2 separate regions of the Homo sapiens genome follow, and region 1 is linked to region 2. Evidence: chromatin loops called from intact Hi-C (ENCODE). Cell type or tissue: PC-3. All regions are shown on one strand. Links, peaks and the distances in the headings refer to the core of each region. The heading gives the core; the rest is flanking DNA.

Region 1 (15,252 bases), core at 2,583-10,582, 420 kb after region 2:
TCTACAAAAAAAAATAAAAATAAATAAATAGATAAAATAATAAGAACTAGTATTTGATAGCATAACAGGGTGACTATAGTCAAAATAATGTAATTGTACATTTTAAAATAACTAAAAGAGTATAATTGAATTGTTTGTAACACAAAAGATAAATGCTTGAGGGGATGGACGCCCCGTTTTCCATGATGTGATTGTTGTGCGCTGCATGCCTGAATCACAATATCTCATGTACCCTACAAAATACACACCATGTACCCACAAAATTTAAAAAAAATTTTAAAAGAGTGTCTCACCATGCCTAAATAGTTTGCACTATATGGTTTATCACATGGTTCACACTAACACATTGCTTTGCCAATTTTGTTCTGTACCCTTTTACTGTAATAAATCATAGCCATATGTGTGACTATATACTGAGTCCTGGAAGTCCTCTAGCAAATCACTGAATGTGGCCAGGAGGCTAGAATGTGTTTGGGGAACCTCCCAAACACAGAGTGTACTAAGAATCTGATGTTTGGCTGGGCGCAGTGGCTCACGCCTGTAATCCCAGCACTTTAGGAGGCCAAGGTGGGTGGATCACGAGGTCAGGAGATCGAGACCATCCTGGCCAACATGGTGAAACCCCATCTCTACTAAAAATACAAAAATTAGCTGGGCGTGGTGGCGTGTGCCTATAATCCCAGCTACTTGGGGGGCTGAGGCAGGAGAATCACTTGAACCAGGGAGTCAGAGGTTGCAGGGAGCTGAGATCGCGCCACTGCATTCCAGCCTGGGTGACAGAGTGAGACTCCATCTCGAAAAAAAAAAAAAAAAGAATCTGAGGTTTAATTCAAGGAGCAGTGGAAGCCATTCATTCCAAATTGTCAGGATCTATGCAGGTATGCCCCTCCCTGTCCTCTCTGAGCTTAGGGTCAATGCCTAGAAATGTATGTGATTGCTAATAGATTTGCTACATGCCAGGCACTACTCTGAGCACTTTATTCCTTCCTTTCTAATTTGTGTGCCTTTTATTTCTTTTCCGTGCTTTATTGCATTGGCTAGGGCCTCCAGTACAGCACTGAATAGGCATGGTGACAGCACGCAGACATCCCTTCCTTGTTCCTGATCTTAGGAGAAAAACATTCCACTTCCCACTCCCACCAGGAAGGATAAGATTCGCTGTAGTTTTGGGTGTTATTATTATTATTTTTTTGGTTTGCTTGAGACAGAGTCTTGCTCTGTTACCCAGGCTGGAGTGCAGTGGCACAATTTTGACTGACTACAACCTCCACTTCTCAGGTTCAAGCAATCCTCCTGCCTCAGCCTCCCGAGTATCTGGGACTACAGTGTACACCACCACACCCAGCTAATTTTTGTATTTTTAGTAGAGACAGGGTTTCACCATGTTTGCCAGTCTGGTCTTGAACTCCTGACCTCAAGTGATCTGCCCGCCTCGGCCTCCCAAAGTGCTGGAATTACAGGTGTGAGCCACTGTGCCTGGCCTAGTTTTGGGTGGTTTTTTGTAGATGTCTTTTATCAAGTTAAGAAAGTTTCCTTCTAGTTCTAGTTTGCCGAGAGTTTTCTTTTTTAAAATCATGAATGGATGTTGAATTTTATCAAATGCTTCTACATTTATTGATATGATAATATCATTTTTCTCTAATAACTATACATTTATTTAAGCCTCCCAACAGTCTTATGAGGTAGATACTGGGTTCACACCAATTTAAAAAAAAAAAAAAAAGAAGGCATTAAAAGAGACCCATTTTTGTCGATCAAAAATCTGAAGCACAGTGAGGTTCAGAAACCTGCCCTGGCCAGGTGCAGTGGCTCATACCTGTAATCCCAGCACTTTGGGAGGCCAAGGAGGGCGGATCACTTGAGCAAAGGAGTTTGAGACCAGCCTGGGCAATGTGACAAGATCCTGTCTCTACAAAAAATACAAAAAATCAGCCGTGTATGGTGGTGCATGGCTGTAGTCCCAGCTACTTTGGAGGCTGAGGTGGGAGGATCGCCTGAGCCCAGTAGGTTGAGATGGCAGTGAGCCATGATTGGGCCACTGCACTCCAGCCTGGACAACAGAGCAAGACCCTGTCTCAAAAGAAACAAAGCAAAACCAAAAAACAAACCTGCTTAAGGCTCCAGAGCTGGTAAGTGTAGACCCAGGATTCAAACCCAGGCAGGCTGGCTTTAGTGCCCACACACTTTGCCACAAAGCTCACTACTCCATAAGAGCAAGGCCTTATGCTCAGTCACAGAAAGTTCTGGAAATGTTTCCTAAGACTCCAACGGGCCCCAGCTTGACTCACCAAAATACTGCGGAAGGTTGATGTCAGTGACTTTCCCCGTCTCCCCTAACTGCACCAGGATCTTGGTGGCGTCACAGTTTATCTTCTTGAACAGTTTCTCCACTGAGTTCTTCAATAGATCCAAGGTCTTGCTGACCTCCCCGTACTTGCTCTCATACATATCTGCCTCCTCCGTGGTCTTCCTCAGTTTATCCTGGTGGCAGACCCCAATTCCCACCTGCTCAGGAGGACTTTCAGTGGGCAGGGTGTTTGGGACCCTCTGGGGTCAGGGTCTCCAAACTGCGGGTTTTCAAACCTCTGAGGGGACACGAGATCAATTAAATGGGTTCCCATCAAATTTTAAAGAAATAAAATAAAATAGAATAGCAATGAAAGGGAGAGAAGAAAAAATACTAGTGTACATTGAGGGTCGTAATAGTAAATATTGTTCAATGTAAGTTTTGCTTCACTTACTTGTCTATGTGTGTCTACATGTCTACAGGATTACGAATTTTTTTTTTTTTTTTTTGAGACAGAGTCTCACTCTGTCACCCAGGCCAGAGTGCAGTGGCATGATCTCAGCTCACTGCAACCTCTGCCTCCCAGGTTCAAGCAATTCTCATGCCTCAGCCTCCCAAGTAGCTGGGATTACAAGCAGGTGCCACCATGCCCAGCTAACTTTTTTTTTTTTTTTTTGTATTTTTAGTAGAGACGCAGGCTGCTCTCAAACTGCTGATCTCAAGTGATCTGCCCACGTTGGCCTCTCAAAGTGCTGAGATTACAGGCATGAGCCACCACGCCCAGCCTACAATATTTTTTAAAAGCTGTTGACTCTTTAATTTTTATTTATTTATTTTTGAGACAAGGTCTCACTCTGTCACCTAGGCTCCAGGCTGGAGTACAGTGGCCCAATCTCGGCTCACTGCAGCCTCAACTTCCTGCACTCAAGCTATCCTCCCACGTTAGCCTCCAGAGTAGCTGGGACTACAGGCAGACGCCACCATGCCCAGCTAATTTTTGTATTTTTTTTAGAGATGGGGTTTCACCACGTTGCCCAGGCTGGTCTCGAACTCCTGGATTCCAGCAATCCTCCCACTTTGGCCTCCCATTGTGCTGAGATTACAGGCATGAGCCACCTCGCTCAGCCAGTTCACTCATTTTTTAAAAAATGGTGATCCACCTGAGGCCAGAAGTTCAACACCATCCTGGCCAACATGGTGAAACCCTGTCTCTACTAAAAATACAAAAATTAGTTGGGCATGGTGGCATGTGCCTGTAATTCCAGCTACTGGGGAAGAGGCAGGAGAATTGCTTGAATCCAGGAGACGGAAATTGCAGTGAGCCCGAGATCATGCCACTGCACTCCAGCCTGGGTGACAGAGCGAGACTCTATCTCAAAAAAAAAAAAAAAAAACAAGGTGGTCCACAGGAAGAAATACATTGCAGCCAACACATACAAACATACATACGTATGTTGTGTATGTAGATTTATCCATATTATCTAATCAAATGAATATAAAATTTCACAAATCAATATTTTAAAAAAGCACAGTTGGGGTCTTGCTCTGTCACCCAGGCTGGAGTGCAGTCATGTGATCATAGCTCACTGCAGCCTTGAACTCCTGGACTCAGGTGATCCTCCTGCCTCAGCCTCATGAGCAGATGGGACTACAAGCATGCAACACCACACCCAGCTAAGTTTTTGGGTTTTTTTTTAATTTTGTAGAGATGGGATCTTGCTGTGTTGCCCAGACTGGTCTTGAACTCCTGAGCTGAAGAAATCCTCCTGCCTCAGTATCCCAAAGTGCTGGGATTACAGGTGTGAGCCACCATGCCAGTTCAAATCAATATTCTTTTTTTTTTTTTTTAATAAAATTAGAGACAAGTTCTTACCATGTTGCCCAAGCTGGTCTCAAACTCCTGGGCTCAAATGATCCTCCTGCCTCAGCCTCCCAAAGTTCTGGGATTAACAGATGTGAGCCATTGCACCCAGCCTCGAATCAATATTTTTATTATGTGTTCTAATATTTTCTCTTCTGTTCTGTTCTATCTCACTATTTTAAAATGTTGGCTACCATCCAATAAACTGATTTTACCATTCACAGTTTAAAACACATTGCCCTAGCCCAGTGGTTCTTAAAGTGTGGTCCCAGGACAAGCAGCATCAGCTTCACCTGGGAACTTGTTAGAAATGCATATTCTTGGCCCCCACCTCAGTCTTACTCAGTCAAAGGCCCTGGGGGTGGACCAGGCCACCTGGTTTTAGCAAGCCTCCCGGTGATCCTGGTGCACAGTAAAGTCTGAGAAGCTCTGCCAGCCTGTTGGATCTCAGCCTTGGCTTCACACTGGTATCACCTGGGAACTTTAAAAATATTTGCTGCCCAACTCCACCCTCAGTGATTCAGAGTCTTAATTGGCCTGGGGCGCAGCCTGGGCATCTGGGAGTTCTCATTAAAGCCTCCCAGGTGATTGTGACGTGCAGCTGGACTGAGGATCACTGTTCTAGGGTATTTCCTTCCCTGATTCCTGCCTCTCCCTCAGAGATCTTAGCTTGCAAAGGTGAACTGGACCCTGGGTGAACCAGCCCCATTCCCACTGGTGAACTCTGCACGCACCATCCCGGATAATGATCTCAAGGGGTCGGCCCTATTCACACCCCTATTTTACAGGTGAGAAAACTGAGGCTCTGAGGCATACAGCCAGGAGAAGGAAGCCAGGAATTGAGCTCAGTCTCTCAACCAGCACATCAGGTGGCTTCCTCCACCCGGCTACTAGAATGTTTAGTTCCCAGGGCTGCAAATTTCCCATATGACAAGAGCGGCCCTTTCTAAAGATGCATTAGGCCAGGCATGGTGGCTCACGCCTATAATCCCAGCACACTAGGAGGCTAAGGTGGGAGAGTCACTTGAGCCTGGGAGGTTGAGGCTGCAGTGAGCTGTGATCCCACCACTGCACTCCAGCCTGGGCGACAGAGCAAGACTCTGTCTCAAAAAATAAATAAATTATAATAAAAGTGCATTTAAGAAAATCACAATTTTAAAAAAATCACAGGATTCATTTTTTAAAAGTCAATGTTCAGCTTGATGTGGTGGTTATAATACATGTCTAGCTCCTAAAATATTCCAGGTACTTTACACACATCATCTGAACTCAGCCTCATAATCGGCCTAGTTTTCAGATGAGGAATGTTGAGGCCAGAGAAGAAAAGTGAATTCAGGTTTAGCTTCCCTGTACCAAGCTCATCCAAAGGCTTGACCTTGAGCTCAACTCTTCACTTTGGCAATTATTTAGTAACAAAGTGAGGGTGACTTACCAGTTTTTCTGGCTCACATGATAACAACAACAATAATAATAGCTACAATGTACAGCTCTCTGCATTACAGTGTGCCAAATGTATACATGTGTGATTTTATTCAACCTTCACAGCCCTAAGAAGTAGGTATGATTATTATCCCCATTTTACAGATGTGGAAACTGAGGCTCAGAGAGGTTGAGTCACTACCTCAACGTCACAGAGCTAGGAAGTGACTTTTCTGCAAGTCATAGCCAGGCTCCCAGAGCTTGGTTGCTTAATTCCTATGCAAAACCCTCCCATGATGGATGTGGTCCCACCACTTCTCCCAAAGGGAAGGAGATGATGAAATAAAGGGTTTCAAGAATAGAGCAGGTGGAAGTGATCTTTAGCAGGGGGTAGGAAACATCTGTGAGTCTATTGCTATCAAGACTGATTCTGGCCAGGCACAGTGACTCACGCCTATAATCCCAGCACTTTGGGAGGCCAAGGCGGGCGGATCACCTAAGGTCAGGAGTTGGAGACTAGCCTTGCCAACATGGTAAAACCCCGTCTCTACTAACAATACAAAAAATTAACCGGGTATGGTGGCACGTGCCTGTAATCCCAGCTACTCGGGAGGCTGAGGCAGGAGAATCGCATGAACCCGGGAGGTGGAGGTTGCAGTGAACCGAGATCGTGCCACTGCATTCCAGCCTGGGCGACAGAGCGAGACTCCGTCTCAAAATTAATTAATTAATTAATTAAAATTAAAAAATAAATTAAAAATTAAAGTTATCTCGGCATGGTGGTGTGCACCTGTAATCCCAGCTACTCGGGGGCGGAGGCAGGAGAATCGCTTGAACCCGGGAGGTGGACGTTGCAGTGAGCGGAGATCGCGCCACTGCACTCCAGCCTGGGCAACAGAGTAAGACTCCGTCTAAACAAACAAAGAAACAAACAAAAACAATTATCCTGCTTAGAGTATCTGCATTTGAAAAGAAGCCCCTCAAAGTCATGCTAAAGCCAAAGTAACAAAAAGCTAGCGGTGGGGCTTCAGGCAGAGGCGAGGGAGATGTTTGGCTTTGCCTGATCAGCCTGTTCCAAACGCCAAGATGTAGAGGGGCGCCAGTCTCAACCTCAACAAGAGTCTGGATTCTGGGTGGCCCCGAGTGAAGGACGTGGGCCCCAGGCATCTGCCCAGCTTGGGGAGGGTCTCCGTGGACCTGGACCCTGCCTGGAACCCTGTTATTCCCCATACCCAGATATCCGGGAGATGCCGCTCTGAGCACCTCAATGGGCAGCATGTGCTTTGCTGCCATCCAGTGGCCTAGAGGAGAATAACACCCTGGCGGCCATCCCTGTCTCCCAGGTGCGCGTCAGACAAAAAAAGCAGAAAACAGCCGCAAAGAAGGGAAGGGAAATGACTCCGGAGGGCAGTTGCCAGGTCTTTGTCAGACATATGCTATCCACTCTTTCCTTATACCTCAGTAACAAAACTCTGATTGTATTTAGGGTGGCAATGTGACCAACTAAAAGTTACATTTCCAAACCTCTCTTGCAATAGGGGTGGCCAATGAAGTTTAAATACAGAAGTCATTGGCTGAGACTTCTGGGAAGGCACTTTTAAGCTGTCTGACTCTGCTAGTGAGGATTTTTGTTGTTGTTGTTGCAGCTCCCACTTTCTTCCTATCTGGAATGTATATGCAACGGCTGGATCTATGGCAGCTACGATGCAACCATGAGGTGCCCTTGGAATATAAGTCACCCACTAAGGATGGCAAAACAGAAAGACGGAGCCCAGGTCACTGATGACATCATAAAGGTGCCATACCAGCCCTGAAGTGCCTATTTCCAGACTTATTTCCTTTTTTTTTTTTTTTTTGAGACAGGGTCTCACTGTGTTGCCCAGTGCAGTGACACGATCTCGGCTCACTGCAACCTCCACCTCCCAGGCTTAAGCAATTCTCCTGCCTCAGACTCCCAAGTAGCTGGGATTACAGGTGTGCGCCACTACCACCTGGCTAATTTTTGTATTATTAGTAGAGATGGGGTTTCACCAGGGTGGCAGACTTATTTCTTAAAGTAAATAAACTTGTATCTTGCTTAAGCCACTATTATTTGGAGTCCCTATTATTAGCAGCTGAATAAAGCTCAAAACGTATACAATATCCCAGCTCCTTGATGTTGGTCAAGTGACTTAACTTCCGTGAACCTTAGCCTCTGCATCTGTAAAACGACGAGATCAACAGCACCTGCCACCAGGATTCAATGAAAGTGCAAGCCAAGCTCTTAGCCCGGCGCCTCGTACATGGTAATTACTCCAGAAGTGTGTGTATTTGCTATTACTGATTGAGAACAGGGCACAGGCAGGACAAGGGGAAGAAAGAGGGAAAGAGGCAGAGATCCATGTGGAAGGAGCCCATCAGGGATGAAATTGCAGGCCCAAGAGCCCGGGCTGGACTCCCTGAAAAGGGGGGTGGGGGCTTTAGAATGGAAGAAGGGACAGAATTCCACAATGACATTGTAGCAGAGGCTGCCCGGGACAAAACGTCAGGACATGTCTGGATGTGATCCAGGCCAGCCTGAGTCATGGGGCAGACCTCTTACTGCTCCTGAGAAGCAGCTGACAGATGCCCGACGGACAGACAGACAGAAGCTCCCGTCAGACACAGAGACAGACAACAGAAGCTCCCGCATCCCTCCCTCCCGATCCTGTTCTCACCTCCAGCTGTCTCAGGACAGAGTGGTTGTCATCGTGGGACAATTTCTGCTGGGATCGCAAGAGGATGATCTCGTCCTGCTCGGGAGAGAACAAGACCATGAGGAAAAGTGGGCTCTTCCCTCCCCACTGCTCCCAAAAATAAGTGTGCGCCTCAAAGAGTCGATGAGGATTTCAATGATCCGTTTCAAAGAGCCCCAAACACCTGGGCCCCTCTTAGGCCCGTGGGGTTATTATTTTTTTTTCTTCTGATGTTTCTTAAGTAAAAGGAGGGTGAGAGCATGAAAGGGGGTGGGAGGGGTGAGTCATCCTTTCTTTCTTTATCTTTTTTTTTTGAGATGAAGTCTCGCTGCGATGCCTAGGCTGGAGTGCAATGGCACAATCTTGGCTCACTGCAACCTCCTAGATCTCCCAGGTTCAAGCGATTCTCCTGCCCCAGCCTCCTGAGTAGCTGGGACTACAGGCACGCACCACCAAGCCCAGCTTTTTGTATTTTTACTAGAGATGGGGGCTTCACCATATTGGTCAGGCTGGTCTCAAACTCCTGACCTCAGGCGATCCGCCCGCCTCAGCCTCTTCTGGAAAATTCTAGAACAATGCAGTCAATAGAATTTTCTGTTCTGATGGTAATGTCCTATCCACCCTAATACTGTAGTCACTAGCCACATGGTGCTGAGCACTTGAAATATGACTGGTGCCACTAGGAACTAATTTTTCTTTTTTTTCTTTTTTTATTTTTATAGAGATGGGGGGTCTCACTATGTTGCCCGGGCTGGTCTCGAACTCCTACACTCAAGCAATCCTTCCGCCTCAGCCTCCCAAAGTGCTGGGATTACAGGCCCACAGTGGCACAGAGCCACTGTGCCCAACCTCTGATGAACTAATTTTTAGATATTGTTTAATTTCAGTTAATGTAACTTAAAAAGCCACACGTGGCTGGTGGCTATGGTATTGAAGAGTGTGGCTGTGGAGTGGGAGTTCTCAAACCTGAGCATACTCTCAGACTCTCCAGAGTCACCTGGAGGCTTGTGAAAATGCAGAATGCCAGAACCCATGCCCAGGGCTTCCGATTCTGTTGGTCTGGGTGGGGCCTAAGAATGTACATTTCTAACAAGTTCCCAGGTGATGCTGCCACTGCTGTCCCAGGGACCAGCTTTGAGAACCACTGGGCTTAAACCATGTGCTCTGATAGAAAAAAGCTCACACCTTTCGACCGACCAATCTCATGCCTAGGAGTCTGTCCCATGGAAATAACAGAACAGGTCGGCAAAGGTGGACCCTCAGGGCTGTCTGTTGTATTCTTGTTTATAGTGGCCCCCAGTTGGGGACAATCAAATGTCTACTGATAGGGGGTCAGTTAATGATGGCACATTCATAAAACAGGGGAGAGGGTCTTGGGTTAAAATATGGCTAAAATGCAGATTCCTGGCCCATCCACAGAGAAGCTATGTCTGTAGGTATGGGAGGGGTTCTGGGGAATGTGCTTTTCTTCTTCTTCTTTTTTTTTTTTTTTTTTTTTGAGAAAGGGTCTCTCTCTGTCACCCAGGCTGAAGTGCTGTGGCATAATCACGGCTCACTGAAGCCTTGACTGCGATCCTCCCATCTCAGCCTCTCAAGCAGTTGGGACCACAGGCACATGCCTGACTAATTTTTTAAAAATTTTTCTGTAGACACGGAGTCTCACTATGTTGCCCAGGCTGGTCTTGAACTCCAGTGCTCAAGTAATCTTCCTGCCTCAGCCTCCCAACATGCTGGAATTACAGGTGTGAGCCACTGTGCCTGGACAGGAATGCATTTTTTTTGTTTTTTGGTTTGTTTGTTTGTTTGTTTGTTTGTTTGTTTTGAGACAAGCTCTTGCTCTGTTGCCCAGGCTGGAGTGCAGTGGTGTGATCTCAGCTTACTGCAACCTCTGCCTCTCGGGTTCAAGCGATCCTCCCATCTCAGCCTCCTGAGTAGCTGGGACTGCAGGCATGAGCCACCACACCCAGCCTGGAATGTGCATTTTTAAGAAGCATCTTGTGATTCCATGCTACAGAGCATCTAGGGTCTCCAGAAGCCATTAAAAAAACACAGCAGGCTGGGCATGGTGGCTCATGCCTGTTATCCCAGTGCTTTGGGAGGCCAAGGTGGGCAGATCACTTGAGCCCAGGAGTTTGAGACCTGCCTGGGCAATATTGTGATATTCCATCTCTACAAAAAAATACAAAAATTAGCCAGATGTAGTGGTACATGCCTGTAGTCCCCAGATACTCGGGAGGCTGAGGTAGGAGAATCCCTTGAGCCCAGGAGGCGGAGGTTGCAATGAGCCGAGATCCCGCCACTGCACTCCAGCCAGGCGATAGAGCAAGATCCTGTCTCAAAAAAAAAAAAAAAAAAAAAAGAAAAGGAGGAAAAAAATAGAAGATGTTGGGAGGTATCTATGGTAAGTTGTTGGGAAACAAAACGTTTACAGAATAGCATGAACTGTCTAGTATGATCTAGTACTACAAACAGGCTTGTAAATGGGCGTGTGTGTGTGTGTCTGTCTATGTGTGCAAACGTGTAACCACACACTGCCTTCATAAAGCAGTGTCAATAAAATGTTAATTATCTCCAGGTCATGATATCTTGGTGACTTTTACTTTTTCTTTATGTTTTTCTGAATTGCCTACACTTTCCCACAGGTGTATAATAATATATTTACACAATTTGGAAAATTCTACAAAGAACAAATACAAACCCAAATCAGGAAGAATCCCATCTCCTAACATAGCATTGCTTCATGTTTTTGGTAAGAGCTCTATCTTGCTTTTTTTCCCCCTGTAAAGATTGGAAGGCTCATCTCCTTTAATTTTTAAATTTTTTTTTTTTTGAGACAGGGTCTTGCTCTCTTGCCCAGATGGAGTGCAGTGGTGCGATCTTGGCTCACTACAGCCTCGACCTCCCAGGCTCAAGCAATCCTCCCACTTCAGCCTTCTGAGTAGCTGGGACTAGAGGCACACACCATCACACCCAGCTAATTTCTTTTTGTGTCTTGTATTTTTTGTAGAGATGGGGTTTCGCCATGTTGCCCAGGCTGGTCTCAAACTCCTGGGCTCAAGTGATCCGCCCACCTCGGCCTCCCAAAGTGCTAAAAATTTTTAATTTTTAAAAAAGCAGAAAGAACTCTACCAAAAAGATGAAACAATGCTATGTCCGTGTGATGGAATTATTCCTGATTTGGAGGTTGTATTTATACTTTTTAGTATTTTCCAAATTGTGAAAAAAAATTCTAATCGGAAAAAAATATATGATTTTGGAAAAAGGAAAAAAGAAAGGAAGTGAGTCTTCCGATCTTTACAGGGCAGGGGTGGGGTGGGGGATCTCTACCAAAAAGATGAACCAATGCCATATCCAGGTGATGGGATTCACATTGAGACTTTTTACTATTTTGCAAATTGCATCAATAACCTGAGTCGATGGCACCGCTCCCCTGCTCGGAGATCTCCCATGGCCCCTGCCTCTCTGAGAAATGGCCAAAACCTCTTCTGGAAATGTGCCCAGCAGCCCTCACCTCCCAGATTCATCCCCTCTCCCTCCCATGTCTCTCTCTGTGCGCCAGACACCCTGGCCTGCTTGCAAGCTGCGTCAGGGCCTTTGCGTGTGCTGTTGCTGTTTCCTCTGCCTGGAGCGTTCTTCCCCAGAGATCTGGACAGCTCAATCCTTCACCTGTAAGTTCACTCAGATCTTAACTTCTCAACTGCCCGGGGCCCCAACCGGCTCCAAAACCCGTCTTACGCTGTGCGACTTCATCTTTTTACCCACACTGCATCTCCCTTTCTAACTTACTCTATAACTTACGTAAGTATTGGGCTTGTTGTTTATTGTCTGTTTCTCCCTGCCAAAACAGCAGTTCTGTGAGGGCTGAACTTTTTGTCATCCTGTTCACTGCCACATTATCAGGGTCTAGAGCAGTGTCTGGAACGCAGTAGGTGCTCAATAAATACTTGCTGGATGAACGAGTAACCAAAAGGACATTTGCTTCAATCAGATACACAACTTTATATGATAATAACTATGTTACATTTGAAAAGCACAACCATTGACACCAGCCTGGGCAACACACTGAAACCTCATCTCTGCAAAAAATACAAAAATTAGCTGGGTGTGGTGGTGTGTGCCTGTAGTCCCAGCCACTCTGGAGGCTGAGATGAGACGATCACCTGAGCCAGGGAGATTGAGGCTGGAGTGAGCCAAGATCAAGCCACTGTACTCCAGCCTGGGTGACAGTGTGAGATCCTGCAAAAAAAGAAGAAAGAAAAAGAAAGAAAAACGAAGGAAGGAAGGAAGGAAGGAAGGAAGGAAGGAAGGAAGGAAGGAAGGAAGGAAGGAAGGAAGGAAGGAAGGAAAGAAGGACCAAAAAAAAAGTTGGAAGTTGGAAGGAAATATTTCAGAATGTCACCAGTGATTGTCTCAGGCAATGGGATAGTGGGTGGTTTAAAATTCCTTCCATCCTTAGTTGCTTTCCAGATTCTCTACAGTGAGCATATCTTTGTCCTATAACATTTTTTGCAAAATTAAGTCTTACCATTGGAAATCAGTGCTCTCTGGACTTATTCAACAGGCATTTGCAGATCTATTTGAGCCCAAAAAGTCATAGTTCTGTAACCTTAACAAAGAGCTTGGAAGCTACTGTTCTGGTCCAAATATCACTCTACAGATGGGGAAACTGAGGCCCAGAGAGGGCAGCGCTTACCCATCTTAGACATATTTGTCATGACCCTAAGGAAGAGGGTCCCCTTATGAGGAGTGGGGAAAATCAAGGCCAATTCAGCTCAGGAATATTTTCTATCAGGTCAGGATATTCAGCTGGGGTCCTCATACCCCTCTGCTAGGGCTTGTCCTCCCTCGGTGTCCCACTGGGACCCGAGAATTCAGGGTCCTGCCCACTTCCAGGCCTGCCCGCAAAGACCTTCCCTGCAATACCGCAAATGGACGCCAGAGGACAGTGGTGACGCGCCTGAACCTCAGTTAGCAACTCAAAGGCCCGCTAAGCTCTGCGGGCCCTGGAGCACTTCAGCCTGGCTGGTCTCTGTGAGCGAAGAGGGAGCCGATGGCTCCGTTTGTAGGAACTCGGATTCCCGCGGGAATGTGGGCGGGAGGTGTCAGATCTGATTTTCCAAGGGAAACCAGAAATTCAGACTTTCATGTGGAATATCCTGGTTTTTAAATCACTGCCACTAAGAATTTAACAACTTGGGGAGGTGGAGGAGACCAAACGAAACTAAAAAAGAAGGCTGGGGCCGGGCGCGGTGGCTCACGCTGTATTCCCAGCATTTTGGGAGGCCGAAGTGGGCGGATCACGAGGTCAAGAGATGAGACCATCCTGGCCAACATGGTGAAACCCCGTCTCTACTAAAAATACAAAAATTAGCTGGGCGTGGTGGCGCGCGCCTGTAGTCCCAGCAACTCAGGAGGCTAGTTTATGAGACTCCGCCCCCAGCCCTCTAGGGAGGGGTGAAGTCAGATGTTAGAATTCTAATTGTTTTTAATTAAAAAAAAATTTTTTTAACCTGATCCCTTAGTCTGAGCAAAGGTGCCAGAAGAAGGCAAAAAGGTAGGGTCCCAGCCCCCTCCCATGGCCCATCCCACCGCCACTCCTTCATCCAGGTCTGCTCCATTTCCTATGTTTTATGTACCAGTGTTTCCTCATAACATGGGATTAAACAAAAACATTTTGTATAAGAATAGAGCTTGCAGAGCAAGCCACCACCGGGCGTGGTGGCTCATCCCTGTAATCCCAACACTTTGGGAGGCCGAGGCAGGCGGATCACCTGAGTTCAGGCGTTCGAGACCATCCTGGCCAACATGATGAAACCTTGTCTCTACTAAAAATACAAAAATTAGCCAGGTGTGGTGGCTCTGCCTGTAGTCCCAGCTACTCTGGAGCCTGGGCAGGAGAATCGCTTGAACCCGGGAGGTGGAGGTTGCAGTAAGCCAAGATCGTGCCACTACAGTCCAGCCTGGGTGACAGAGCAAGACTCTGTCTCAAAAAAAGAAAAAAAGAAAGAAAATTTAAAAAAAAAGTTTTGTAGCTTTTTAAATAAAAGTTTGAAACTTTTTTTATAAAAAGAGTTTGGACTTGGAGGACTCCTCTAGTCCAAGTGTGTGTGCCATTCTACAGATAGAGAGACTGAGAACCAGAGCACCTGCACTTGTCCTTGTGCAGGAGATGCTGTGCGACTGCAGGAGGAAAGGATGAGAGCAGCCTCAAGGTGAATGTGAGGTCAAGGTCATTTCTGGGGAAGAACCATTTCCTGTGCCTGTCCTGGACCCTTGTCCAGGAAGACCTCCTTCCGGGAGGGGGACAGAGAGTGGCATGAGGGTCCTTCAAGTCTGTCTTCCCCACCCCCGGGTGCACCTCCCACCCCACACCTCCCCATGCCCTGCCTGGGACCTGCAGGGCTTGCACCAATGGGCTTCCTTGTGCTTGGCTGCTGAGTAGCCCAGCCAGTGGGAGGCACAAGTGGGAGATAAAGGGTGGGAGGAGAGGGAGGTTGGGGTATTTGCCACCCCCTGGGCCCGTCCCTAATTTGGCTGCACCCCTCCAGGAAGGGCATAGCAGGCAGCCATATCCTCATTCCTCCCTCCCCTGACCCATTTCTGGAGCTCTGGCTACTCCCGCATGCTCCCTTCTTAATTTCCTTAGATGTCTGGAAACAGTCCCTTTTTAAAAACTCTCCTCAATTTACCCATTTTATTTTTGGGTTTTGGTGGTTTTTTGGGGTGGGTTTTTTTTTGGTTTTTTTTGAGACGAAGTCTCCCTGTATCACCCAGGCTGGAGTGCAGTGGCGCCATCTCGGCTCACTGCAACCTCCACCTCCCGGGTTCAAAGGATTCTCCTGCCTCAGTCTCCCAAGTAGTGGGATTGCAGGTGCAGGCCACTATGCCCAGCTCATTTTTGTATTTTTAGTAAAGACAGGGTTTCACTATGTTGCCTAGGCTGGTCTCGAACTCCTGAGCTCAGGTGATCC
Region 2 (15,252 bases), core at 2,682-10,681:
GGCCGCGGTCGGAGGCCCAGTGGTGGTCGAAGTAGCCGGCGTCGCCGATCTCGGACTTGACCTTGCGGATGATGCTCTGCACGAAGGCGGCGGGGGACAGGACCGGGAGCGGCGCCTGCGCGGGGCCCCCGCTGCCCTCCTCCTGCTTCACCAAGGCCGGGGCCCCGTTCTGGCTCGCGGTGGCCAGTGATGGCCGCTCCGGGGGCGAGGGGGGCACCGAGCGGCCCCTGGGCGCCACCTCCATCTCCAGCAGCGCCTGCTGTTGCGCCTGCATCTCACGGCGTGCCTGCTCCAGGATGCTCTTGATGGCGTCCTCCGAGGTGCTGGCGGGGGTCGTGCCGTTGGCGATGCTCAGCGGGGCCACCGAGGTCTTGGGCTCGCCTGCGGGGAGGGGGACAGGACGGCCCGAGGCCCAGGGTCAGGGCTCGGCATGCAGGGGACGATGTTCACAGCATCCCTGTTGATGCCAGCACGGTGTCCAGGCAACCTCTGTGTCCAGCAACTGGGGATTGGCTAACTAAATTATGATCCCTCCCTGTGGCAGAATATTAGGCAGCCACCCAAAATTCGGTTGACAGTGAGGTTTTGGCATATGCAGAGAACATGCTCATGCGGATAATGCAATGCAAACACAGACCTGACTTTTGTTTTGTTTTGTTTTGAGATGGAGTCTCACTCTGGTGCTCAGGATGGAGTGCAATGGCACGATCTCAGCTCACTGCAACCTCTGCCTCCCCACTTCCAGCAATTCTCCTACCTCAGCCTCCTGAGTAGCTGGGATTACAGGTGTGCACCACCATGCCCAGCTATTTAGCTTTAGTAGAGACAGGGTTTTGCCATGTTGGCCAGGCTGGTCTTGAACTCCTGAGCTCAAGTGATCTACACCTCAGCCTCCCAAAGTGCTGAGATGACAGGCATGAACCACAGTGCCCGGCCTGACCTGACTTTTACATAGGCAATGATCCAACCATGTAAATGTTCAAAGACAAAGAAAACACGAAGGCACAGAAAAGTGGCTTGTTCACTTGTTCTGTTTTAAAAAAAAAATTCTTTAAAAATATTTCTTTCCTTCCTCATTTCCCTTCCCTTTCTTCCTTCCTTTCTTTCATAGAGATGGGGTCTTGCCATGTTGCCCAGGCTGGTTTCAAACTCCTGGCTTCAAGTGATTCTCCTGCCTGGGCCTCCCAAAGTGCTGGGACTACAAGCATGTGCCACCATGCTCAGCTAATTTTTGTATTTTTTGTAGAGACGGGGTTTTGCCATATTGCCCAGGGTGGTCTCAAACTCCTGGGCTCAAGTGATCTGCCCTCCTCAGCCTCCCAAAGTGTAGAGATTACAGGCTCGAGCCACTGTGCCCAGCCCTTCACTTGTTCTAATAGCAATGAATCCAAATGCCCATGCAGAGAATGGATCAAAAACAGTGGGATGGGCCAGGCACAGTGACTCACACCTGTCATCCCAGCACTTTGGGAGGCTGAGGCAGTCAAATTGTCTGAGTTTAGGAGTTCGAGACCAGCCTGGGCAACATGGCAAAACTCAGTCTCTGCAAAAAATACAAAAATTAGCCAGGCGTGGTGGCTCACACCTGTACCTCAGGGTCTGAGTTGGGAGCATTGCTTGAGCCTGGGAATTCGAGGCTGCAGTGAACCAAGATTGCACTCCGACCTGGGTGACAGAATGAGACATCCATCTCTAGAAAAAAAAATAGTGGGATGATCACACAATGGAACACTATGCAGCAGTGAAAAAGGAAGTCCTTATGCAAAATCAGATATGAATCTTTTTTTTTTTTTAAAAAAAGAGATGTGGTCTTGCTATGCTTCCCAGGCTGGAGTGCAGTGGCTCGATCTCAGGTGCGATCATAGCTCTCTGTGGTCTCAAACTCCTGGGCTCAAGTGGTTCTCCTGCCTCAGCCTCCCGAGTAGCTAGGACTACAGGTATGAGCTACCGTGCCCTTTGTGTGAATCCTAATAACATAATATTGAGTGAAAAAAGCAGGTGAAGGCTGGGAGCAGTGGCTTATGCTTATAATCCCAGCACTTTGGGAGGGTGAGGCAGGAGGATTACTGGAGCCCAGGAGCTCAAGACCAGCCTAGGCTACAAAATGAGACCCTGACTCTACAAAAAAGTGAAAAAAAAAAAAAAAAGAAAAAAGAAAAAAAAATTAGCCAGGCATGGTGGTGTATGCCTACGGTCCCAGCTGAGGCAGGAGGATCACTTGATCCTGGGAGGTCGAGGTGGCAGTGAGCCATGTTTGCACCACTGCACTCCAGCCTGGGCAACAGAGTGAGAGCCTATCTCAAAAAACAACAACAATAACAACAACAACAACAACAAAAACAAGTCCAATAAGATGGCACTCAGTATCACGTTTTCTTTTTTCTTTTTTCTTTTTGACTGAGTCTTGTTCTGTTGCCCAGGCTGGAGTGCAGTGGCGTGATCTCAGCTCACCTCAACTTCTGCCTCCCAGGTTCAGGCAATTCTCTTGCCTCAGCCTCCCGAGTAGCTGGGATTACAGGCACTCGCCACCAGGCCTGGCTAATTTTTTTTTGTATTTTTAGTAGAGATCGGGTTTCACCATGTTAGCCAGGCTGGTCTCAAACTCCTGAGCTCAAATGATCTGCCCACCTTGGCCTCCTAAAGTGCTAGGATTACAGGTGTGAGCCACCGCGCCCGGTCGGTATCACATGTTTTCTATCAAGTTCCATAACAAATAACATAAACACTATATGATTTAGTGAAAAACCTTTTCTACAAATGGCAAACACAAAGGAACAACAGGACAAAATTTTAGGATGAAAGACATCTCTGGGAGAGGAAGGCAGGGGTGGGATGGGGAGGAAAATGCCAGATCTCAGTTATTGGGAATTTTCTAAATCTTGGGTTGGGCAATATGTTCCCAGAGGTTCATTCTGTCATTTACATGAGTGAACGAATGAATGAATGCATGAATATACACACACATATATACACATATATATATATGCACGTGTGTACACACATACACACAGACACCTGAGAGAAGGCCATGCAGGCGGCAGCCCTGAGAGTGTGTCATGAACCAAGGATAATAGATGGATCTGTGCCCTGAGGAATGACAATTAACCAGTAAATGAAAAGGTGCTTCCCTCTGCCCTCAGAGAAGCGTTCCCGACACCAGAGTCTCTCTAGCTCTGCAGAAAGCCAGATCAATGTAACCCCTTCTTCATTATCTCTGTGTAGCTTTCATCCTAGTGGGTCCTCTTAGACCCATTAAAAATAATTTTCATTGCTTTTCCAATTAAAAAGTAATATAGCAATGGAACATTATTTTGTCATAAAAAGGAATGAAGCACTAACAGGGGCTACAACAGGAATAAGCCTTACAAACATGGGGCTGAGTGAAAGAGGCCAGACGCAAGGTAGCACATATGATATGATTCCATTTACACAAAATGTGCAGAACAGGTCAATCCACAGAAACAGGATGCAGATCAGTGGTTTCCAGGGGCTGGGGGGAGAGTGGAAAGGAGAAGCACTGCTTAATGGGTATAGGGTTTCCTTCTGGGGTGATGAACATGTGTGAACTGGAGAGAGATGATGGTTGCATAACACTGACTATACTAACTACTACTGAATTGTACACTTTAAAATGGTTAATTTTGGCCGGGCGTGGTGGTTCACGTCTGTAATCCCAGCACTTTGGGAGACTGAGGCAGGCCGATCACTTGACCTCAGGAATTTGAAACCAGTCTGGCCAACGTGGTGAAACCCCGTCTCTACTAAAAATACAAAAATTAGCTGGGCGTGGTGGCACGCACCTGTAATCCCAGCTACTCAGGAGGCTGAGGCAGGAGAATTGCTTGAACCTGGGAAGTGGAGGTTGCAGTGAGCCGAGATCACACCACTGCACTCCAGCCTGGGCGACAGAGCTAAAGACTCTGTCAAAAAAAAAAAAAAAAAAGAAGTGCCGGGCGCGGTGGCTCAAGCGTGTAATCCCAGCATTTTGGGAGGTTGAGGCAGGCGGATCATCTGAGGTCAGGAGATTGAGACCAGCCTGACCAACACGGAGAAACCCCGTCTCTACTAAAAATTAAAAAAAAAAAAATTAACCGGGCGTGGTGGCACATGCCTGTAATCCCAGCTACTCGGGAGGCTGAGGCGGAATCACTTGAACCCAGGAGGCGGAGGTTGTGGTGAGCCGAGATTGCGCCACTGCACTCCAGTCTGGGCAACAAGAGCACAACTCTGTCTCAAAAAAAAAAAAAAAAGCTTAATTTTATGTTATGAGAATTTTACCTCGATTAAAAAAAACTCATACTTGCCTACTATGGGAGCACAGAGGAGCATGCAAAAAAAAGCACAAAAAGTCAAGATCAAAATGAAAGTCACCCTTACTGTCTCTTAGGAGCAACCACGTGAAATATTCTCATGTATTCCCTTCCAGTCTGTTTTCTAAACTACATGCATCGCATGATCATACTCGATATGTGGAAGTGTAGTCTGGTTTGTCCCCATTTAGTATCAACATGAGTGTTTTTTTTCTTTTTTTCTTTTTTGGAGACAGGGTCTTGGTATGTTGCCCAGGCTAGTCTCAAACTCCTGGGTTTAAGCGATCTTCCTGCCTCAGCCTCTCAAGTAGTTGGGACTACATGCATTTGCCACTATGCCCAGCTAAATTTTTTCTTTTTTTTTGAGACCGAGTCTTGCTCTGTTGCCCAGGCTGGAGTGCAATGGCGCGATCTCGGCTCACTGCAACCTCTGCTTTCCAGGTTCAAGTGGTTCTCCTGCCTCAGCCTCCTGAGTAGCTGGGATTACAGGTTCCTACTACCATGCCTGGCTAATTTTTGTATTTTTAGTAGAGATGGGGTTTTGCCATGTGGTCCAGGCTGGTCTCCAACTCCTGACCTCAAGTGATCCATCTGTCTTGGCCTTCCAAAGTGTTGGGATTATACAGGCGTGAGCCACTGTGCCCGGCCCCATTTTTTCTTATCATTAAAAGTTCTACCTTTAAGGGCTGCACATGCTGCTAAAGGGATATTATCTGCTTTACTTACCAGATCCCCCACTGCTGGACACTTAGGTTGTTTTGTTTCCAGTTTGTCACTCTTATGAACAATGATGGAACAGCTTATATATAAACCCCTGTCCCCATTCTGGACATTTCCTTCCAATCCCAGAAGTAGAACTCGTGATTGAGCAGTTAGTCACATTCATTTCCTCCCTGGCAGCGGCTCATGTGCCCACTGCTTAGCATTCATTTTTTTTGCCAGGGGTATGGGGCAATAACCTTTGTATTTTTCCTCTTGCTGAACTCCTAGACCCTGAATATAAGACTACTGGCTGGCCCATGGAGAGCAAACGTTTTCCTCTGCTGCGATGCTGTCTTTGACATTGCCCTGGTGCCTGCTTCCGACCCCCAGGAGAAAGTGCTGTATAAAGAGGTGAGAGACCTGGGGTTTCCCTCTGTCTCTGTGTAACTGAACTCATGTCTTCCCTCCCTAGCCTCAGTTGTCCTGTCGGTTTAGTGGGAGACTTTGGCTAGTTATTTCTTTTTCTATTATTTTTTTTTGAGACAGCATCTCACTCTCACCCAGGCTGGAGTGTAGTGATGAGATCTCGGCTCACTACAACCTCTGCCTCCTGGGCTCAGGTGATCCTCCTGCCTCAGCCTCTTGAGTAGCTGGGACCACAGGTGTGTGCCACCACACCTAGCTAATTTTTGTATTTTTAGAGGAGATGGGGTTTTTTTTTTTTTTTTTTTTTTTTTTTTTAGACTGAGTTTTGCTCTTGTTGCGCAGGCTGGAGTGTAGTGGTGTGATCTCCGCTTACTGCAACCTTTGCCTCCCAGGTTCAAGCAATTCTCCTGCCTCAGCCTCCAAATAGCTGGGATTACAGGCACCTACCACCATGCCCAGCCAATTTTTGTATTTTTAGCAGAGACGGGGTTTCACCATGTTGTCCAGGCTAGTCTCAAACTCCTGACCTCAGGTGATCTGCCCGCCTTGGCCTCGGCCTCCCAGAGGCCCAGATGAGAAGATGGTCTGGGCACGGTGGCTCACGCCTGTAATCCCAGCACTTTGGGAGCCGAGGCAGGTGGATCACGAGGTCAGGAGTTAGCTGCCACACCCAGCCCTGGCTAGTTATTTCTCATGGTTCTTTTCATCTCCATATCATGTCTCACCCATATCTGAAATCTGTGTCTAGACCACAGTAGGTGCTTAATAAATGTTTACTGCATAATTACATCCTTCTCTGTCTTGCATCTCTCTTGCTACTGGAACTGACCAAGAGGGAAATTAGGCTCAGGGGATTTTACAGGTGGGGCAGGGTAGCCGGGTAATCCCTTATCCCCTCACCCCTCCCGGGGACCAGGCAGGAGGGAGGGCCATTGATTGGGAAACATCTCGGCTCCTGGCGGCAACTGGAGGGATTCAGGACACCTGCTCGGAGCAGCCACCAGGGGGCAGCAGACACTGCAAAAATGGAAGAGGGCTTTGAAACCGGAGTCCAGGGTCTCAGTCAGTCTACGCTGTGCTGGGTGTGAGGATGGAACTCGGTCCCTGGCTGCAAGAAGCCCCCACAGCAGACGGAGGGACAGCCACACCAGCAGAGTCGTTTGTGACAGCGCAGAACTGCAACAGGGAGGTAATAATGATAATATTTGCTGTAATGATGGCTGATCTTTCAGGATTACACTGACCTCATTTGATCCTCACACAACCCTAAGAAAGGAAAACTAATACAGTCCCCATTTTTTTTTTTCTTTTTGAGATGGAGTTTTGCTTTTGTCACCCAGGCTGGAGTGCAGTGGTGTGATCTCGGCTCACTGTAAGCTCTGCCTCCTGTGGTCAAGAGATTCTCCTGCCTCAGCCTCCTGAGTAGCTGGGATTACAGGCGTGCGCCACCACGCCCAGCTAATTTTTTTGTATGTTTAGTAGAGACAGGGTTTCGCCATGTTGGGCAGGCTTGTCTCTAACTCCTGACCTCAGGTGATCCGCCCGCCTCGGCCTCCCACAGTCCCCATTTTAAAGATGAGAAGATGGGCGGGGCACGGTGGCTCACGCCTGTAATCCCAGCACTTTGGGAGGCCGAGGCAGGTGGATCACGAGGTCAGGAGTTCAAGAGCAGCCTGACCAACATGGTGAAACCCCATCTCTACTAAAAATACAAAAAAAAAAAAAATTAGCCAGGTGTGGTGGCGCGTGCGTGTAATCCCAGCTACTCAGGAGGCTGAGGCAGGAGAATTGCTTGAACCAAGGAGGTGGAGGTTGCAGTGAGCTGAGACTGCGCCACTGCACTCCAGCCTGGGTGACAGAGTGAGAATCTGTCTCAAACAAAGACGATGAAGGCACAAAGAGGCTAAGTAACTTGCCCAAGGTCACATAGCCAATAAACAGCAGAGCCAGAATTTGTGGCCAGTCCAGCTCCACTACACCAAGCAAACAGGTCACTGTGGTGGGGGTGGAGGGAAGCGGGTGCAGTGTCCAACCCATCTTCTTGCAGGAGGTGACTTCTGAGTTGAGTCATAGGTATGAGTAGGAGTTGGCCAGGTGAAAGGTGTCTGGGGTAAGGACAGCATCAGAGGCGCAGGGTGGAGTGCACGGCAGCTGGGCATGACTATGAACAGTTCATGTGACAGGCATGGAGGGGCCTGAAGACTGTAGGGCCTGTAGGCCTTGTCGAGTCTTGGGATATTTTTCTTTTTTTTTTTCTGACAGAGTCTTGCTTTGTCACCTAGGCTGGAGTGCAGTGGTGTGATCTCGGCTCACTGCAACCTCCGCCTCCCGGGTTCAAGCAATTCTCCTGCCTCAGCCTTCTAAGTAGCTGGGATTACAGGCACATATCACCATGCCCAGGTAATTTTGTATTTTTAGTAGAGATGGGGTTTTACCATGTTGGCCAGGCTGGTCTCGAACTCCTGATCTCAGGTGATCAGCCTGCCTTGGCTTCCCAAAGTGCTGGGATTACAGGCATGAGCCACTGCGCCTGGCCAAGGGTTGAGATTTTATGTTGAGAGCTGTGTGGAACCATGGCAGGGTTCTGAGCAGTGCCACAGCTACCCATGCGCTCTAGACAGGTCCCTCTGGCCTCTGGTGGTTCTGATCCACCTTGGATTCCCTCTGGGGTGGACAAAGGTAGACGAAGCCTCATCTCCTGTTCGCAGCTGGCCCCGGGGGCCTCAGGCTTTGCCTGCAGGGGTCACACTCACCGCCCTTCTGCGACTCGATCTCCTTCTTGGCCTGCTCTAGAATGCTCTTGATGGCGTCGTCTGAGCCTGTCTCAGGCGTGCGGATTCTCGGGGTGATGCTGCCTGGGGAGGCAAGAAGGCATCTGTGGCAGGATCTGCATGTTGGGCTCAGTCTCCGGAGCCTGGTGGGGTAGGGGGGCTGTCTCCTCCTCCCAGAAGAGTGAGGGTCAGACCATCAGTGAGATGGCAGGGCCACTGCTTAGTCTATGTAACAAACTGTGGGCCTGTGAGTGATTCTGGTGTGAAATAAGAATCATAATAACGAGGCCAGGCACAGTGGCTCATGCCTGTAATCCCAGCACTCTGGGAGTCCGAGGTGGGAGGATCACTTTAGGTCAGGAGTTTGAGGCTATCCTGGCCAACATGGTGAAATCCTGTCTCTACTAAAAATACAAAATTAGCCAAGCATGGTGGCTTGCACCTGTAATCCCAGCTACTCAGGAGGCTGAGGCAGGAGAATCGCTTGAACCCAGGAGGCGGTGGTTGTAGTGAGCCAAGATTGTGCCACTGCACTCCAGCCTGAGTAACAGAACAAGACTCCGTCTCAAAAAAAAAAAAATAATAATAATAAAGAAATAGGGTACAGTGGCTTATGTCTGTAATCCCAGCACTTTGGGAGTCCAAGGCGGGTGGATTACCTGAGATCAGGAGTTTGAGACCAGCCTGATCACTATGGTGAGACCCTGTCTCTACTAAAAATGTAAAAATTAGCCAGGCATGGTGGCGTTGTGACTGTAATCCCAGCTACTAGGGAGGCTGAGACAGCAGAATTGCTTTAACCCAGGAGGCAGAGGTTGCAGTGAGCTGAGCTTGTGCCACTACACTCCAGCCTGGGTGACAGAGTGAGATTCCATCTCAAAAAAAAAAAGAAATGATGACGACAATGACTATGGCAACCACCACCCCTAACAGTTCTCAAGCAGCACTGCATGCCAGGTGCTGTGGTCAGTGCTTGATGCCCGTTTAATCCTCATGGTGCCTCCTGGAGGCTGACAGATGCAGAAACCGGGGCACAGGTGAAAGGAGTTGTCTGAGGTCACCCAGTGGGTGAACAGCAGAGCTGGGACTCAAACTCAGGCATTTGTGAGGCCACAGCTGGGACCCTTCATACTGATTACCTGAAAAATCAAGTCTGGTAAGGTTGGCGGTCTTACAAATGTATAAACTGAGGCTTGGAAGTGCTGGATGAATACCTGCCAGGGCAGCGCCTGGAGCCTTTTCCCGCCACCCTTACCCTGAGTGCCCCAGGAAGGGCAGACTGTCTCTGGCCAGGGCCAGGAAGGAGAGAGCGAGGATGTATTTCCTGCTTTTACAGAGGGGAAACTGAGGCACAGACAGGCAAAGCCACTGGCCCTGGGTCACACAGCCAGGTGGTGGTAGAGCTGGGCTTTGAACCCAGAGCGCGTGTCCTCAGCCCCCAGCCCTGATGCCCTGGACCTGGCGTGGTGGCCAGCGGGGACGGGCCCTCTTGGGCACTCACCTCGCTGCCGCACTTGGATGGTCCTGAGCGCCAGTACATTCTGCTCATCCGACAGGAACTGCTTCATCTTGATGAAGGGCTCCTTGCCCTTCACCGTGAGCTTGCGCCAGGGCTTGGGCCGGGCTAGGATCTCGCTGACCGAGCCCTGCGACAGCCCCAGCACGTAATGCCCAAACACCCGCTGCCCGATGTTGTGTTTCAGCAGCTGCTCCTTCACCTGGAAGGCGATCTCTGCCGTGTCCAGCTGCTCCTCCTCTGCCCCGGGCCCCGCCGCTCCGCCCCCACCACCATCCGCGGGCTCAGGACCGCCCAGTGGCTCAGGGCCAGGGGCCGGGGTGGCAGGGGCTGTGGGGGGCTTGGCGCCATAGAAGGCTGGGGGGAACACCAGCAGGCCGCCCGCCTCTCCCTTGAAGGCGGCTGGGGGCATCATCAGTCTCTCCCCTGATGCCAGGCTGGGGAAGGGGGACAGCGAGAAAGTCCGAGTGCCGTCAGGCCCCAAGCTGGGGCCCAGCAGGGGCTGCCCGGGGCTGGGAGACAGGGGGTCTTCTGGCCCTGGTGGAGGTGGGAGCTGCTGAGGGGAGGGGTAGGACTGCTCCGTGCCCAGTGAATCCTTGATGGAATCGTCCTCTGATGGGTCTTCCTCTAGAACACCCAGACAGACAGACAGACAGACAGACGGGGAAGACGATGATGAGGGGAGAGAGAGACAGGGAGAAAAAGAACCAGAGGGGGAGAGAGACAGAGAGAGACAACGAGAAAGAGAGACAGAGAGAGAAACCACATCAGAGAGACAGAGAGAGAGAGGGAGAGCGAGACAGAGACCACATGTGAGAGAAAGAAAGAGACAATGAGAGAGACAGAGAGAGAAATCACATGAGAGGGACAGAGAGAGAGAGAGGGAGAGCAAGACAGAGAGACCACATGAGAGAGAGAGAGAGAGATAAAGAGACAAAGAGACAGAGTGAAAAACCACATGACAGAGAGAGGCAGGGAGAGGGTCGGGGGGGAAGAGACAGAGAGAGACAGAGACATATATAGAGACAGAAAGTCAGAAATAGAGGAAGGAAGGAGGAGGAGGAGGGAAGGGGTTGGTGGGGAGGTGGGGGTGGGGAGCAGTGCTATAGGCGTCCAGCAGCTGGAAGCGCCGACCTTGGCTCTTTCTGCCCTACCCCCTCCATTCTCCAACTCCCACTCTTCCAGGCCCCATCCAAATGCCAGTTCTGGGGAGCGCCCCACCCCCATCACCAAGAGCATCAGCTGAGAACTTGCTATGGGCCCAGCACCTTGGCCTGGGGTGGGAAGTCGAACTTGCCACCACCTGCAGATGGGCCCTTGCTGGGCACCCACCCTGGAGCTGACTCACTAGACCTACATGGCACCCATGAAGTGGGCCCCAAGGTCACACCCATTTTATGGATGAGGAAACAGAGGCAGCACAGTGTCCTGCCTGGGGCCACAAGGCTAAAAGTTCAGTGGGTGGCTGGGTGCGGTGGCTTATGCCTGTAATCCCAGCACTTTGGGAGGCTGAGGCAGGCGGATCACCTGAGGTCAGGAGTTTGAGACCAGCCTGGCCAATGTGATGAAACCCCATCTCTGCTAAAAATATAAAACTTAGCTGGGTGTGGTGGTGCATGCCTGTAATCCCAGCTACTCAGGAGGCCGAGGCAGGTGAATTGCTTGAACCCAGGAGGCGGAGGCTGCAGTGAGCCGAGATCACACCACTGCACTCCAGCCTGGGCGACAGAGAGAGACTCGGTCTCAAAAAAAAAGTCAGCGGGTGGCTGACAGGGTGATCATGTCCGCAGCCTACTGCTCCCCACAGTGGTCGGCTGTGGGGGGTGTAATGACAATGCCCTGCTTGTCCCCCTGTGACCACTTCATGAAAGCCGCTGCAGCTCAAGAAGGCTCAGTGGGGAGTGGAGCTCTTTAGGGGGCCTTGGAAGGGCCCAAACCAGCTGTGTGACCCCAACGATGACGTGGGTGTTTGTGGATGCCCTGCAGGACAGGCATACAGCAGGTGCCAAATCAATGCACACCTGTTGTTCTGTCGTTCTCCTGCCTGCATGGAAGGCAGTGGTCCTTGGGCATGAGAAGGCCAGAGACCCACAGGCAGCCCCCGCCCCAGCCCTCAGCCCCAGAGTATCCTCCTCCCCTACCAGGGCTGGCCAGGAGGCTGGGCTTCTCCAGAAGGAATTTCTGCGTGGGGAAGAAGGCCTCCTTTGCAATAAGCAGTGAGTCTTCAGGCTTGGCCATGCCCTAGGAGACAAGAGGCAGGTTGAGAGGGCACCTGGTGGGCGGAAGGCTCACTGGGGCAGCCTGCCCTGCAGGGATGGTGGCAGGGACACTTACCTGGGGGAGGCTGCAGGTGCTGGAGGCCAGCTTCATGGCTTTCAGGATGCTGCCAGAGCAAGTGGAGAGGGTCTGAGGTCAGCCAGCCCCCGGGCTGGAGGAGAGGTCTTTCAAGAGGCACTGACCCGGCTTACCTCCCTGACAATGACTGCTCCATTCCCCAGAACCCCATTAATTCCAGAGTCATTGCAACCCCAGGCCTGAAGTAGCAGGCTCATTAACAGGTGGCGATGTTACCTGGAGGGGTGCTGCCTGAACTGACCCATTCTGGCCAGCTTGAGTTTAGCTGGTTAATGAATCACCTTCCAGTTACCATGCCTATAATAAGTTCCCTTGTATGGTCTACAGGCAGCTTCTTTTTTTCTTTGAGATGGAGTCTCACTCTGTCACCCAGGCTGGAGTGCAGTGGCACGATCTCTGCCTCCCAGGTTCAAGCGATTCTCCTGCCTCAGCCTCCCAAGTAGCTGGGACTACAGGTGAGCGCCACCACACCTGGCTAATTTCTGTATTTTTAGTAGAGACAGGGTTTTGCCCTTTCGGCCAGGCTGGTTTTGAACTCCTGACCTCAGGTGATCTGCCCGTACAGGCAGCTCTTAATGGAAAAGGACTGAAGATGGTTGAATTTCGTTTTGTTTTTGAGACAGGGTCTCACTGTGTTGTCCAGGCTGGAGTGCAGTGGTGCCACCACAGCTCACTGCAGCCTTGACCTCTCAGGCTCAAGCAATCCTCCCACATCAGCCTCCTGAGTGGCTGGGACTACAGCACGCATCACCACCACTCCTGGCTAATTAAAATTGTTTTTTTCTCACAGAGATGGGGTCTCCCCATTGTTGCCCAGGCTGGTCTCAAACTCCTGACCTCAAGCGATCCTCCTGCCTGGGCCTCCCAAAGTGTTGGGATTACAGGGATGAGCCACTGCACCTGGCCTGAGGATGGTTAAGGTTTGATATCCACAGTGTTAGTGGAGAGAAGAACAAATGGGGTTTAGTAGGAGGGAGGAAGATGATGAACTTTGCCAAGAGCTCCTGGCCAGGGAAGAGCACTGAGGGTCTGTGGAGCCCCACCCCACATGGTACCTCAGCTCCGTTTTAATTTCCTCATAGTCAGACTGGGCCTGGAGCTTCTCTTCCAGCTTCTAGAAGAGCAAAGAAAGATGGTGAGGCTGGTCTGTGTGCTTCTGCATGGGGCCGCCTGCCCGCCTGCCTCCTCCCCAGGACCCACTTCTATGGCCTCGGACTTGGCCGTGAGCTGCCGCTCCAGGTCGGCGATCTGGTTGGCGGATGCCTCCTCCAGCTCCTGCAGTGAGCTCTGGAGGTGCTGCACGTCCTTCAGCAGCCGCAGGATCTCCCTGTCCTTGGAGGCCAGCGCGGCCTCCAGCCGAGGGCCCGAGCACAGAGTGAAGTTCACCTTATCCTGCAGGCAAAGGGGTCTTTGAGGGGCTGAGAGGTGAGGGATGGGGGTCCACAGGTCTGGCCTCCCCACCCCTGAATCCCAAGCAGAATGCAAATTTGTTGATCTGGATGATGGTATGGGGTGTGCTTGTGTTGAAAAATTCAAAGTGTTGTATACTTATGACTTGTACACTTTTCCTTATGTATTAAGTTACACTTTGATTAAAAGATTTATTAAAAAAGAATAGCCATGACAAAAGGAAGGAGTCAGCTGAGGTTGGGGATTGGGTGCTCGCACCAGAGGAAACAGCATAGGTAAAAGTTTGAGTTTCTTTCTCAGGTCTGGCTCCTACTCCAGGGGGATGTCCCCATTCTAGGCAATAAGGGACCCTCAGGATTAGACTTGACACCTTGGAGCCACGGACCACGTTATGGGCGGCTCTTTCCTCCGCCTAATTTGCTGATAGCCCCAAGACCCATGGCTTCTCCACATTTTAGGAAATGGACCCTCTGTCCTGGATGAAGATGGAGAGGTTGCTGTTTGAGGAACCTGAAGTCAGGCTGATGTCAGGCTTAGTTACAAATAAATCTAAGAAACATTAAAAAAAAAAAAAAACCAAACAAACAAAAAGCCCCAACCCAACCCCAGCTTTCTTCCATGGAGATAAATGCCAATTAAAACAGGAAGCGGATGCCATTAATACATTAAATTAATTAGCATCGAGTGCCACTGTTGTGCTCAGAAAAGCACACCCCCCAAACCAGCAAAGTTCCCTGGGGCTGATTAGCACAGGCATTTGCCGGGTTCCACGGGGGTTAATTAAGAACCATTGGCAAATTCCTCTACGAGGCATCCTCATGGGCTCTCACTCTCCATCTCTCTCCACACAGCCTCTCTCTCCTGTGTTCACTCTCTCTGTGTTATGCCGTCACCCAGGAACATGGACACACACAGAATCTCCTGGGACACAGACACAGGCTGACACACAAGGACACACCTATAGCCACAGCACACACTAACACATGCAGTTTCCCAAATATGCTGACACACACACACAAATACACACGCATCAAAGAGAGACACTCACAAGGACACATCATCACACACAACAGACATGCGCGTGCTCAAAGAAGCCACATGCTCTCATGAGCAAAAACACCCCAGACACACCAAAGACACATTAACAATTATAACAGTAGCATCAAGTACTTAGTGAGCATATACAATGACCCAAGCACCATTTTAGGCACTTTACACATAATCCATTTTTTTTTTCAGAGACAGGATCTTGCTGTATTGCCCAGGCTGGACTCAAACTCCTGGGCTCAAGTGATCCTCCTGCCTCAGCCTCCTAAGAGGCTGGGACTACAGGCATGTGCCACCATGCCTGACTCATGTAATCCTTTTAATAACCCTATAAAGTAGATGTTAATTGTACAGATGAGGAAACTGAGGCACAGTCAGGTTAAGAATACAGTCAGTTGCCCAAAGGTCACAAGTAGAGACACACATACACAGTAACACATTCATAGAGACTCATTCCAATATTCAAACAGAAAGAGAGACATAGACACCTGGGCCTGTATATGTGGGTGTCAGGTGAAGTGAAAATTATGCTCGCAAGTTCAGGTTCATGGGTGGAGAGGGAAGTCACCCTGGAGCAGACCTGTTATTATGTAAGGAATCATGAATCTCACCCCTTGGTATGTAGAGATCTGGAAATAAGGCAGACCAATTCACATAATGAACCCAAGGCTCTCTGGGAGAGCCAGGATGGAGACTGCTAATATAGGACAGAAGG

Evidence for each region. A loop is a pair of places that touch in the nucleus more often than their neighbours do. Peaks named below come from ENCODE experiments on the same cell type or tissue, not always from the same donor. Only the 100,000 strongest peaks of a DNase experiment are listed, where the experiment ranks them.
Region 1: it touches region 2 in a loop (10-fold over the local background); 66 of 110 quality-filtered maps call a loop at or near these places.

Annotation. Positions count from the first base shown.
Region 1 is chr12:110,886,162-110,901,413 of GRCh38, reverse strand. CCDC63 (coiled-coil domain containing 63) reads right to left here. Exons shown (of 12, transcript NM_152591.3): 9 at 8,264-8,338; 10 at 2,289-2,481. Among named protein-coding and RNA genes, the nearest start is that of MYL2, 27 kb to the left of the region's middle. In PC-3, for the core only: CTCF peaks have their summits at 6,641 and 6,857 (motif pointing left); DNase peaks (open chromatin) are centred at 4,663, 6,873 and 8,143; H3K4me3 peaks cover 761 bases; H3K27ac peaks cover 961 bases.
Region 2 is chr12:111,305,141-111,320,392 of GRCh38, reverse strand. It overlaps CUX2 (cut like homeobox 2), which reads right to left. Exons shown (of 22, transcript NM_015267.4): 11 at 13,281-13,472; 12 at 13,136-13,194; 13 at 12,060-12,108; 14 at 11,867-11,966; 15 at 9,711-10,352; 16 at 8,192-8,293; 17 at 1-381. LOC105369983 (a long non-coding RNA gene) reads left to right here and starts at 231. Exons shown (of 4, transcript XR_945341.2): 1 at 231-320; 2 at 5,301-5,423. In PC-3, for the core only: CTCF peaks have their summits at 6,247 and 6,450 (motif pointing right); DNase peaks (open chromatin) are centred at 5,172, 6,442 and 7,492; H3K4me3 peaks cover 384 bases; H3K27ac peaks cover 1,005 bases.